Regions from separate parts of the Mus musculus genome. Here region 2 is linked to region 1. The links are chromatin loops, found by intact Hi-C in ENCODE. Cell type or tissue: left cerebral cortex. All regions are shown on one strand. Each heading gives the region's core, and the rest is flanking DNA. Links, peaks and the distances in the headings are about the cores only.

The links. Hi-C counts contacts between places; a loop is a spot of excess contacts. Peaks named below come from ENCODE experiments on the same cell type or tissue, not always from the same donor. Only the 100,000 strongest peaks of a DNase experiment are listed, where the experiment ranks them.
Region 2: it touches region 1 in a loop (4-fold over the local background); 2 of 42 quality-filtered maps call a loop at or near these places.

The regions. Positions count from the first base shown.
Region 1 is chr13:38,706,829-38,712,925 of GRCm38, reverse strand. No RefSeq gene overlaps it. Among named protein-coding and RNA genes, the nearest start is that of Eef1e1, 51 kb to the right of the region's middle. In left cerebral cortex, for the core only: no CTCF peak of the experiment used is centred there; DNase peaks (open chromatin) are centred at 2,460, 3,336 and 4,961; H3K27ac peaks cover 1,753 bases.
Region 2 is chr13:38,937,947-38,944,043 of GRCm38, reverse strand. Slc35b3 (solute carrier family 35, member B3) reads left to right here. Exons shown (of 10, transcript NM_134060.4): 5 at 878-985; 6 at 4,072-4,169. Among named protein-coding and RNA genes, the nearest start is that of Slc35b3, 20 kb to the left of the region's middle. In left cerebral cortex, for the core only: no CTCF peak of the experiment used is centred there; DNase peaks (open chromatin) are centred at 2,038 and 3,586; H3K27ac peaks cover 395 bases.

The DNA of each region.
Region 1 (6,097 bases), core at 705-5,704:
GGATATGCTTAAATATATGTCCCCATTATATATACTTTTAAACACGTGTCATATGGATACTGACAGAAACAAGCCAGGCCAATGGTGGGGTTAGAAAAAAAAACATATTTTTGTAAAGGATCATAGGCTAGGTTTGGTTGTGCTTACCTATAATCCCAGAACTTGTAAGGCAGAGGCAGGAGGATCACCCAGACTGAGCAACATAACAAGACCCCACCTTATTAAAAAAAAAAAAAATCAGGAGAAGAGAGATGGCTCAGCAGTTAAGAGCTCACACCCATCTTCTGTAGGACCCAACTTTGATTTCCAGCACCCCACTTGATGATCTGCATTTCTGCCTAGCCCCTGGGATACCATAGTGCCAACCTGCCACTCATGGAAGGCAGAATGAAGTCTAAGATAGGGATGCAAGTCTGTGTTCTTCAGGTTGAGAAACAGCAAAATCTGGTACGGGTACTGTGGCTCTCAAACTCCTGAGTACCCAAATTCTGCTGGGGACTGCAAGGAGTTGAGAACAGAGGTCCTCAGGCTCATGCTGAGCCTGGGACTGCTTAGGGATGAGTAAGTGCCAGGAGTATGGAGGGACTTCTATAGGAGACTGGGGAGTGGTGTATGGGGAAGACCTCCCTGGGGTCAGTCCTTGATGAAGGAGATGACTCTTGCTTATCCAAACTGTTTTATTCATGGTGGATGTAGATATATACCTCTTACTTATGGTGAATCAGAGATTAAATACCTTTTACAGGAAGGAATGCCCAGGAAGAGAAGCTCATTAGCTAAACCCTGGAAGTCTATCTAGATACCACATTAGCAGAAAGAATCTAGGGTTTTATAATAGGTGACCAGTTGTCATAGTCCTCTTAGTGAAGTATCATGGTCATATGTTCCAAGGCAGATAGTCTGGCCAGGAGCCTAACACCTACAGTCCTCAATAATGAGATTTACTGGGGTTTTCTAACCTTAACCAGTTCTGCTTAGTGGCACAGTTTCATTTGTCCCAAACCCACCCACAATAGTTAATAACTCCAACTTCAAAACTCCAAGGATCCAACACACCTCTACACACACACACACACACACACACACACTAACTTTAAATAACAAAAATTAATCAAAAGTTGTAATTAGATGTAAAGACAAATACCTATTTTCCTCACCATTGACTCTTGCGTATTTTCAAATATTTATCCTTTTCATTGCTGTTACAGTGGCCCCTTTAGTCACGCCTCAATAAGATCCCTCTAATTCTAGGTAACGGTAAAAAGTTTACGTCAATCCATTGAAAGATGACGTACTACTCCCCCCACTTCTAATTGTGCTGGAGCAGCCATATGGAATTTCCAGGGCTGCCATAAAAGAATTCCACAACCAGATTACTTAAAGCAATAGCAACTTCCTGATTCACAGTTCTAGGAGAGTCTGGGCTCATAATGTCCTCAGGGATACTTGGTCTTTGAAAGCTCTAAAAAGAATCCTTCCTTGTTCCTTCAAGCCTCTGGTGGTGCTGATGTCTGCCCAAGCCTCTTCAGTTTTTAGCTGTGCCCCTTCAAGCTCCACCTCTGCTGTCATATGGTCCTCTACCTGCAGATTACTCACAACTTTATGAGGACACCAGGCATACTGCATTAAGACCCTACCCCACTCATGAATGTCCTCTCCTTATATACTTATATCTGTAATGATCCCATTTCCAAATAAGGGCACAGGACAAGATACAAAGGCCTGGGATTTCCAAGTGTGTCTTATAGAGACCATAGTTCAAGCCATAATACGAGCTAAATCAACTGATTGTTCTTATTCTTATTTTTGGAGGGCTCTACTATCTAATTGTGTGTGTGAGATTTGTGTCAATGTGGTCCTGTCCTGGTATCAAATTAAGGTCTCACTGTTCACACGATAGCCACAGTGACCTTTCAGCTGATTTGTGCTCTTCCTTCAAGCTCTCTCCTCTTTCTCTGCTCCTTCCTTGACTAATACTGCCTGTCCTCAGTCTCCCTATGCCTGCTTACCCACAACACCCTTACAAACCTTCAATCATCCTCCTGCATTAGTTTCCTTAAAATCCATGCCAAATGCCCATGATGGATGAAGTTGTAGCTGACCTAGTCCATTCTTCTTTGACAAACGAATTGCTATTTGTAGTGATTTGAATAAGAATGGCATCCATAGATCTGTATACTTAGATGCTTGGTCCCTAGTTGGTGGAACTGTTTGGGAAGGAGATGTGGCCTAGTTGGAAGAAGTATGTCACTAGGGTGGGTCTTTGAATGAGCCCATACCATTCCAATTAACTCTCTGCTTCGTGGTTATGGATCAATATGCAAGCTTTCAGCTACTGCTTCACTGTCATGCCTGCCTGTCTGCTATCTTGCTCCCTGCAATGGTGGTTGCAGATGGGCCCTTTGAAAATTACAGTCCCCCACCCCTTGCCAACTCTCTTTTATTTTGGTCATGGTGTCTCATCACAGGAATAGAAAAGCAATTATGATACTATTCTTATCCAACTGACCTGAGTCTCTTGCTCAACCCATCTGTCTATGCTTTAGAAATGCCTAGATTAGATACGACTAGAGTGAACCCATCTGTTGCAAGTCTTTCCCTCTAGGTAGAATGCTGAGAAATGGTTAGTGTTTATGAGGTAGGACTTAGCACAAAATAATGATGGTACTGGCCTTGGAAAGAACAGGTCAGGGCGTGGAGAGAAAGCTCAACACCTGTATTAGTCAGGGTTCTCTAGAGTCACAGAACTTATGACTAGTCTCTAGATAGTAAAGGAATTTATTGATGACTTACAGTTGGCAGCCCAATTCCCAACAATGATTCAGTCGCAGCTGTGAATGGAAGTCCAAGGATCTAGCAGTTACTCAGTCTCACGCAGCAAGCAGGCGAAGGAGCAAGAGCTCGAGCTAGACTCCCTTCTTCCAATGTCCTTATATTGTCTCCAGCAGAAGGTGTAGCCCAGATTAAAGGTGTGTTCCACCACACCTTTAATCCCAGATGAAAGGCGTAGCCCAGATTAAAGGTGTGTTCCTTAAACTCGGAGATTCAATCTTCTGGAATCCATAGCCACTATGGCTCAAGATCTTCAAACCAAGATCCAGATAAGGATCTCCAAGCCTCCAGATAAGGGTCACTGGTGAGCCTTCCAATTCTGGATTGTAGTTCATTCCAAATATAGTCAAGTTGACAACCAGGAATAACCACTACAACACCCAAGAATCCACTCTTTCAGAGGCTCTGGGCACCCATGTTTCCCAGCACCCATGTCAGCTGACTCACAACCATCCATAACTCCAGCTCCAAGGGATCCAATGCCTGCTTCTAATCTCCAAGGGTATACACACACATGTGATATATATTCACACACACACATACGTAATCCTTTTTCAAAACAGATATTTACTTTAGGGAAAATAAAGGAGTGGGTCTGACTTGTTGAACCTTTCACAATCTCACTCTGGCAATCACGAGACCTCAAAGCTCTGGTCAAAACCCAAGCAAGCAGAGTTGCCTAAATTGGACTTTTAGCTTCCAGTATCCAAGGTCAATCAATGATGTCTTGTCTTTATCATTCATCCTACCTTAGGTATTTTGTTATAGTAAAGGGAAGACTGACTAATGCAAACTTGGTTGTGGACCTACTATGAGTGGTACATTTGCATCATGTCCAGTTCCTAATGGTCTATGTCCCTCTTACTGTGACCCACTGGTTCAAGACTCCAGAGGAAGGGCGAGTGAGATGGCTCACTGGTTAGGAGCACTTACTGTTCCTGCAGAGGGCTCAGGTTCCATCACTGACATGGCAGCTCAGCACTACCTGTAACTCTGGTTCCAGGATATCTGAGACCTTCTAGCCCCTGTGGGTACCTACATATACGTGGTGCACATATATTCCTGCAGGCTCAAACACACACACACACACACACACACATACATTAAAAAGATATAAATCCTCTTTTAAAGATTTCATAAGAGTGGAGGAAGCCACAGAAGAAAGAGGTCAAAGGATGGAAAAATGGTGGTATTGGTCTAGCCACAATCCTTTCCTATTTTTATGCAGCCACCACCTCAGAGCAGTAAACCATTTGTTTAATCACTACGCTTTTCCCTGACTACAAGTAATAAAATGCTGTACCCTCTAAAATAATTTCCTAGCTACTTGCTAAGATTCATCTCTGACATTTCATTAAATATGATCATTTAACTGTACAAGTACAAATGCATTTTTAATTTAGCTTACTGCAGATATTACAGATGTGGGGAAATGAATTCCTGTTGCTGTAGGAAATATATATCATTCACATATGCGTGCCACAAAAGAACAAATTATTAAAAATTACTGAAACTTCTATGAAGATTTATATTTAACTTTTGCATTTCCAATCTCCATGTTATTGTGGAAACATAGTGAGCCAGTTTGTCGCCCGTGATTTGATGAGGAGTGTGTGGGCGGTTCTGTAGGGATCTTAATGAACAGCACTTACTTCTGCCATTGGCATGCTGAGGTACTAAAGGTGATGGTATTTGAGTTTCAAGTGTGGATTATGAAGTTATCATACTTACCATTAAGCAGTGGGTTATTGATCTCAATGCAAGAGAAAGAAAGAAAGTGAGGAAGAAGAAAGAAAGAAAGAAAGAAAGAAAGAAAGAAAGAAAGAAAGAAAGAAAGAAAGAAAGAAAGAAAGAAAGAAGGAAGGAAGGAAGGAAGGAAGGAAGGAAGGAAGGAAGGAAGGAAGGAAAGAAAGAAAGAAAGAAAGAAAGAAAGAGGGAGGGAGGGAGGGAGGGAGGGAGAGAGAGGGAGAGGGAGAGGGAGAGAGAGAGAGAAGGAGAGAAGGAGAAAAAGAAAGAAAAATTGCTCCTATCTATGCAGAAATGAAGCTCAAGCTGCTCTTTAGTGGGAAAGGGCTAAAATGTAAGCCCATGTTCTCAGTGCATATGGTCACTCGGTTTAGAACAGCTGAGAGAAAAAAATGGGCTCATTTTTTAGACTTCAGCTATAAAATCAAGAACGTACACTTTGCAAACCAGCAATTATTATCTCCTTTTGTGTGAGGTATTTCCACTGGATGTCCTTTCACTACTTTGAAAAAGGCAAGCGTCTATATAAAAAAAATTGTATTTTAGAGAGAACGAAAGCAAAAAAAATAGAGATGTGAAATAGGAGAAAAATCTCTTCTGAGAAAACAAGAGACTCAACACTTCCATGCACTTAAAAAGCTAAGGGAAAAAAAATAAGTCAAAATTGGTGATACCACTGAAATAAAAATTAAAAGGTAAGGGTAGTGAGAAGGCGCATTCTTCTCAGACTGTTCTTGCACATGGTTTTGGATCTATGTTCAGACCATGGATTCCAGGGCGATGATCCCATACCGCTCCTCTGTGTGGGTTCTAAGTTATGCAATAAGTTCAAGATTTTAAGTTTAGAGGGGACCTTTGGGATCATCTAGATTAGATCTGATATAGGTACTTTCCGTCTCTGAATAAGCAAAATGCCTTCCCTCTCTCCTTTACCAGCACCAGGAGGGGGATGTCTCCAGCGACAACTGATAAAGCAGAATTCATGAGAAGTGATGGCTCCCAAATTCCCAAATGCTTATGAGTGATAGCAGAGAGTCTTGGTTCATTGTGTGTAGCTATAACAAAAGGCCCAAGGATGGGTAACATATAAGTGAAAGAAATTGAGTTGTCTCATGGTTCTGATGGTTGAAATTTCCAAGGTCCCTGATTGCACCCTATGGTAAAAGTGCATGCCAGAAGGTTTTCATGGTCAGAAAAGAACCAGGAGTCAGGTGAGGGACCAGCCTTATATCATAACAAATAACTCTCTATAGAACTAATTTACTGAGACCTGCATCGATCCTTTAATGAGGGTAGTCATGATTCAGTCACCTCATTGCCACTCAGTAGACCTCATTCCTTAATGGTTCCCCCCACCCCCATATCACTACATTGAGCACCAATTCTGCCTTTGAGCCTTTGGGGAACAAAAACCACATCTAAACTGCAGCATCTCTGCTACTTGATGAAGCACTTAGGCCAGCCGGGAAGAGCTTTAATTTGTGTGCTGCAGGCTCGTGTGATGCTGGCACTTACAAAT
Region 2 (6,097 bases), core at 637-5,636, 230 kb before region 1:
TGCTCTCAGTTTGTGCATCAAGATGCCTTCCCAGAGACCACCTTTTACAGTGGAAATGTACCAGCCACCTCCCTGGACATTAAAGATAGTGGTTTGTTCATATGGAACAAATACCTCAGTCTCTACTAAAACTTCTGACTAGGCACATACATTACCTTAGAATCTTTACCAAAGGTTAGAATACATGTCACTTTGTAAATAGAGGCAAAGGAAAATGAGTGAATTCTCCCCTGTCTAATGGTCTTCACATTGGTATTTATAAGCTGAAACAGTGTTTAAAATAGCCAGGCCCATTACTCTCTTCCCTCAGTAGACTTAAGCTTATGAACTTCAAGAACATACACAGCCTTTTAATAAATAAAAGACATACTCATTTCTATCAATAGTTAAAATTGAGGGGTATCCTTTATTTTTTTCAGTCTTCCCAAATTGCAGTCATGTACTGTATAAGGAAGCCTGCTCACCCGTAGACTGGGATTATGATAATACTCCCCTGAGATAAATTTGCCCAAAGACATCACGTCCATCTCAGTCTGTGTGAGTGCCTGATGATGTTACAACAAAATCCCCTCAGGTGCATTCTCCGGCCACATACTCTGAAGTAAGCGGTCGGTGCATGTGAGTGGTTTTGATTTTTGTTTTCCTGTCATAATAACTAAAATAGGATCCCATTTCTGTCTTACAAGAACATGCAGTGCCTGGTTGAAACTAAAACCTCCTAGGATTGTTGTATGCTTGCTCTGAGTGTTCCTTATGCTTTGGGTATTAGGCATGAACAGCACATCGATCCATATTCTGCCTGGTGAGGCACTGTGAGTGGACGGCAGGCCAGGCAACTATTTGCATAATGAGGCCATCTTCCTCTTGTCTCACATAGGAAAGCGGTACAACCTTGCAGATGTGTCTGCCGCAGTGTGCATGAGCCTGGGCCTGATCTGGTTTACCCTCGCTGACAGCACAATTGCACCAAACTTTAATCTGACAGGTGAGGAATGGATTTGTATCCCTAAGTTGAATTTTATTTTGAATAAGAATTTGTAAGATTTCTTGAGGACTCTAAATGATGTTATAATGTCCGTGGGTCCCACACTTAACAAGGCTCTCACTCGGACTTTCCAATGATAGGAAAAGTATCGCAGCTCTAGCGCTGTGACGTGGAGGTGCGTGACTAGAGGCTCCAGGTGCATCAGTAGCTGCCAGACATGAGAGTCGGCATGTGTGTGCTGATCTGTACCTGCACACAGAAGTTGTGGGGAAATCATGATGATATAAATTAGAATTATTTGTGTGTGATTTAAGTTTCCTCCAATGTGTGCTATACTAACTTTTGTCAATTAAAATTTATATTTTTCAAAAGCCAAATAAGTCTTTCAATATGTCCAGGGATAGAAATAGGCACTAGAACACTGTCTAGTTTAATAATCATTCAGATAAGTTGTTTGTGGGGCATTTACTACATGTACAGTATACTTACTAAGTTTTACTAAGAACACAGTGTTGACTAAAATTACACTTAAAGTTTCCACATCAGAAAAACAAAAACAAAAAAGCACAAGAGACCAAGCAGAAAGGCAGTATTGGAATACCAGCAAGCTCACTGTATAAGCTAATTATCTCCATAATGAAAATACCGGTTACATTAGAGCCACACTTGTTTTCATCAGTCAGACCGGTTATCAGTCAGTCTTCTTAGCCTTAGTTACCAGCCTGTTCTCCGTGTTTAAATAGAACGAGTTGGGCCTGGGGGCAGCCCTCTAGCAGCCACAGTCCTGGGGGCTTGGGGTCTCAGCTTTCATCGGAACCTCCCTGCATATACAGAGTGTTCTCACAGTCACACCTCTCGCCGTCAAGAGTCAAGAATTTTCAGGAAATCTTTATTTTTACATCACAGACTTTCATTTCAAGAGGTTGCCTGAAACAGACACCATCGGCTCTTCTAGTTGAAAAACAAAGTTAGAAAAGGCACGAATTTGCAATGAGTGAGATTAAATTTAGTAAAAATATAACCAAGAATTTCTGGGTGACTTGCAGTCCCTTTATTCTCCTTCTGTAGTATGGAGAGAACACTTTGCCTCCTACAGAGCTGGTGGGAGGAGAGGAGGAGATGGCAGAAGGTGTGGGAACCATTTTTCATGCTGTTCGAAGCTTGCAAATAACACTCCCCCCTACCCTGTGGCCAGGCTAACGGTGTGCTTGAGGTGATCATAACTGTGTACTCATTCTGTTTATAAACTGTATCCTAGTCCTGTTTAAATTTAACCTTTACGAAAAACAGTGAAATCAACCTCTCTATGTTTCGGACTCTCTGCTGTACAGTATTCACTACTTCTTGGTGACCCATTTATGCTTCTGACTGTACTGTACTGTGTGTGTGTGTGTGTGTGTGTGTGTGTGTGTGTGCGCGCGCGCGCGCACGCGCGCGCGTGTGCGTGCGTGTAAAGTTGAGTGTGACTAGATGGAAAATGATTCTCTGGAAACTAGGAAGTGTTGAAAGCAACACTTGGCTATAGAATGATAACATTTGGGTGTGGCAGGGTGTGCTGTTCCAAGTCAATAGAGTCAGAAAAGCACTCTCCAAACGATTAAGACAAACCTTACCCACTCCGTGTACTCACTCCCTTTCAATAGTCCATTTGCTGTGCTCTTTAGTAATTAAGAACGATGGTCTTCGTTTGAAAGAAGAGATCGTATCAACAGATATCAGAACTCTCCAGAACAAATCAGGCCCACTCTCGGGTAAAGAGCACCAAGGGTTAGTTGCTTTTGTCTTGACTTTATGTGACATCACCTCAGGGCTGAGAAAACACACACACACACACACACACACACACACAGCAGTGAGAGGGCAGCAGAGGGACGGGCGGGACAGCCAAGGAAGGTGCACCTCGGGCACTGGGAGCTTCTACGTCCTGAGTTCCATGACTACATTTGGGAGAAATACAACCCAGCATACTTCATGAAAGAAACTGGTGGGCACTGGTCCCCTCTGCTTTTAGAGCAGCGGTTCACAGCTGACCCTTTGGGGATTGAATGGCCCTTCCACAGGAATCACGTAGCAGATACCTTGCATGTCAGAGATTTGCATTACCATTCATAACATCAAAATTACACTGAGGAAGTAGCAATGAAAATAATTGTATGGTTGGGGGTCACTACAAATGAGGACCTGTACTGAAGGGTCACAGCTTTAGGAAGGTGAGAGCCACTGGCTTACACTTCAGCCTGTGAGGCCATGAGACCACAGAGAGAACTGTGACTCCCTTTCCTTCCTATGTGAGGCTCAGGGATGACGGTTGGTCGTTCTCATGAACACCTGTGTGCTGCTTCCTAGGAGTGAGTGCTATCACCCAAACTATGCTATTTAGTGTGCGATAACTTAATCCTGTTCACATTCTCCTCAGGACATGAAAGAAAGGGACGTTTGCTTATATGATCAGCTACTGGGACAGTTTGACTGGCAGGCTAACGAAGTCACTGTTGCATTAGATGCAGCTGAGACATCTGCGGAATCGAGGGCAGATCCTGAGCTGGAGCTGCACTTGTCAACTGCGCTCCCTGGAAAGCGTGGGTCGGGGAACATGAGTACGACTTATAGAGGAGACAGTGTAGAGTTCCAGGCAGGAGCCATGCCCCAGAAGTGACCTTGGCAAATGCCCGTGTGTTCCTTTTAAATTGAACATTTTAGAAAGACACTGTGTGTGTGTGTGTTTTCTCTAAATATTGGGTGTTTCTCTTTTCCCCTTCTGATCGTTTGTGCAGCTCCCAGTCCCAGTAGATCGAAGAGTTTCTTTCTCCTACACTTGTTCTTCCATCACACCATCCTTGCTAAAAGGAGAACTGTGATGAGTGTGGTCCTGATGGCAGCATTAATCAGTTTGGTGGTGTCCGTCTTTTTTATGTTAATATCATTACTGTGTGCCTACCAAAGCAAGCTACAGATCAGAGTAGGCAGCATTCCAGCCAAATGGGAGTGACAGCATGCTTTTGATTTTGTTTAGCCCAGTTAGATTTCTGGCCAACCTTGCTTCCCGTCCGCGTGTTTAAAGAGGATCACTCTCTTATTCCTTGAAGGTGTGATGCTTATCTCCCTGGCGCTGTGTGCAGACGCTGTCATTGGGAACGTTCAGGAGAAGGCCATGAAACTGCACAATGCTTCCAACTCGGAGATGGTGAGGACCCCAGCACTTCCTCGAGTCTGTAAGGCGCACTGCTGGTTTTATGAAATAGCTACAGTGCCAAAGACTTAATGTGCATTTTAATCTACTTTATCACTGACGTGAACATAAGAATACTGTGGAAGGTCAGAAAAAAGGTCAGAAAAAAGCCTGTCATTGCTAAGAGCTCATTGTATAACTGATCAATATTTTTCTCATTAATTTCGGTAATCTTTTATCTGTTTACAAAATCCTCTGTGACATTGTTTTTCTTCTGTTTGTGTTCCTCTTTGGGTTATACTCAATGTGGAAGTTTATAATTCTTATTGATGGTTTCTGGCTACATGTCAAAGCCTTTTCCAACTCAAGATTTTAAAATTTTCATCTATGTTACTTACTAGTTTTATAATTTCCAATTTTTATTAAATAGTTCCTGCTAAAACCCAATTCTGTATATTACACATCCCACCCTTCCCACTTGTTTTAGATGCCTTTAAAAAAAAAGATCTCACATCCTCACAGAAGCGTCTGAACTGAATTCTCTAACCTTGATATCTGCCTCCACCCACAGAAACATGAGCAGCTTCATTCATTCCCCATCATTAGGACGAGTTACTAGAAGCCTCCCATAAACTAGAGATTCCACTGGGATTGTGATTGGTGGGACATTGACTTCTAAGTTAATTTAGGGACATGACATCTGTACATAATTCTCTCAGTGTAAGACCAAGGTCTTTCCTTCTATTCAAATGTCTTTTAAAATATTTTTATTTTATTTTTAACTGTATAATATTAGAGGGAGAAAGTGTGTGTGTGTGTGTGTGTGTGTGTGTGTGTGTGTGTGTGTGTGTGTGTGTACTAGTGCATGAAGGTAGATACCAGCAGAGGTCAAGATCCCCTTAGAGTTGGAGTGTGAGCCACCCAACATGAGTACTAAGAACCTGACTTTGCAATCCACATTCTTAATTCCTAAGCTATTTCCCTAGTCTTCTAAATTGTGTCTTTTAGATGCCTACTGGATTTTAAAGTATTCTAAAGATAAAAACATCTTCTGGTTTTGTTTTTATATAGGAAAATGTGTTTGTGTGTGTTGGTGTGTGTGTGTGTGTCTCTGTGTGTGTGAAAGAGAGAGAGACAGAGAGATAGATAGAGAGAGACAGGCACACAGACAGACACAGAGACAGACAGACAGCAAGAGCATACTTGCTTTGCTGTTCAGGTGGAACACACTACATTAAAGCAGCTATGCTTCCTGTTGCTGTCGGGGCACAGCATGGGGCATCATAAGTAACATCTCCATAACAGGAACCTGAGCTTTGGAAGGCATTTTTGTGATCGCTTGTCACTCTTCATGGCTGGGGTAAAGATGGCCTTAGAATTAAGACCAAGCAGGTCACCTGGAAACTCAAGGTAGCCAAGAGGTCCACAGGCTTTAAACTGAAGTCTTGGTTCCTATCCTAGGATACTTCTGGCTCTCCTTTGGGGTGGTTACAATCTGAAGCTTCAGTGTGTTCATTTGAAAGTCAAAAGTTTTACTTGTGAGAAGTCCACACATGCTGGGGAGCATAGCTGACTTGTAGCAGGCATATCAGTTAGACGGTGTTTGACACACCGCTCGGTGAGGAGGCTAAGAAGCTGGAGTGAAAGTGGCTGGGGAAATTACAGTGATGATTCTCATATCTTTTACACCCTCCAATGTTCAGGGTATTTTTTCATATCTTATAAGTAGCTTTAAGGATTTTGTCGTGTTCATGCTTTTAGAGTGATAAAATCTGCTTCAATAAGTAAAATATAAAAGTATATGGAAGGGTTCATATGCCATGGATTTTTCGTTATGTAATGCTATATATGCATTTAGATACTGGTTCATGGGCCACTAGAATCAGCCATTATTTCTAGAAACTTGAGCCATAGGGCAGTGATAATAATGTTGCTGTAGTAAT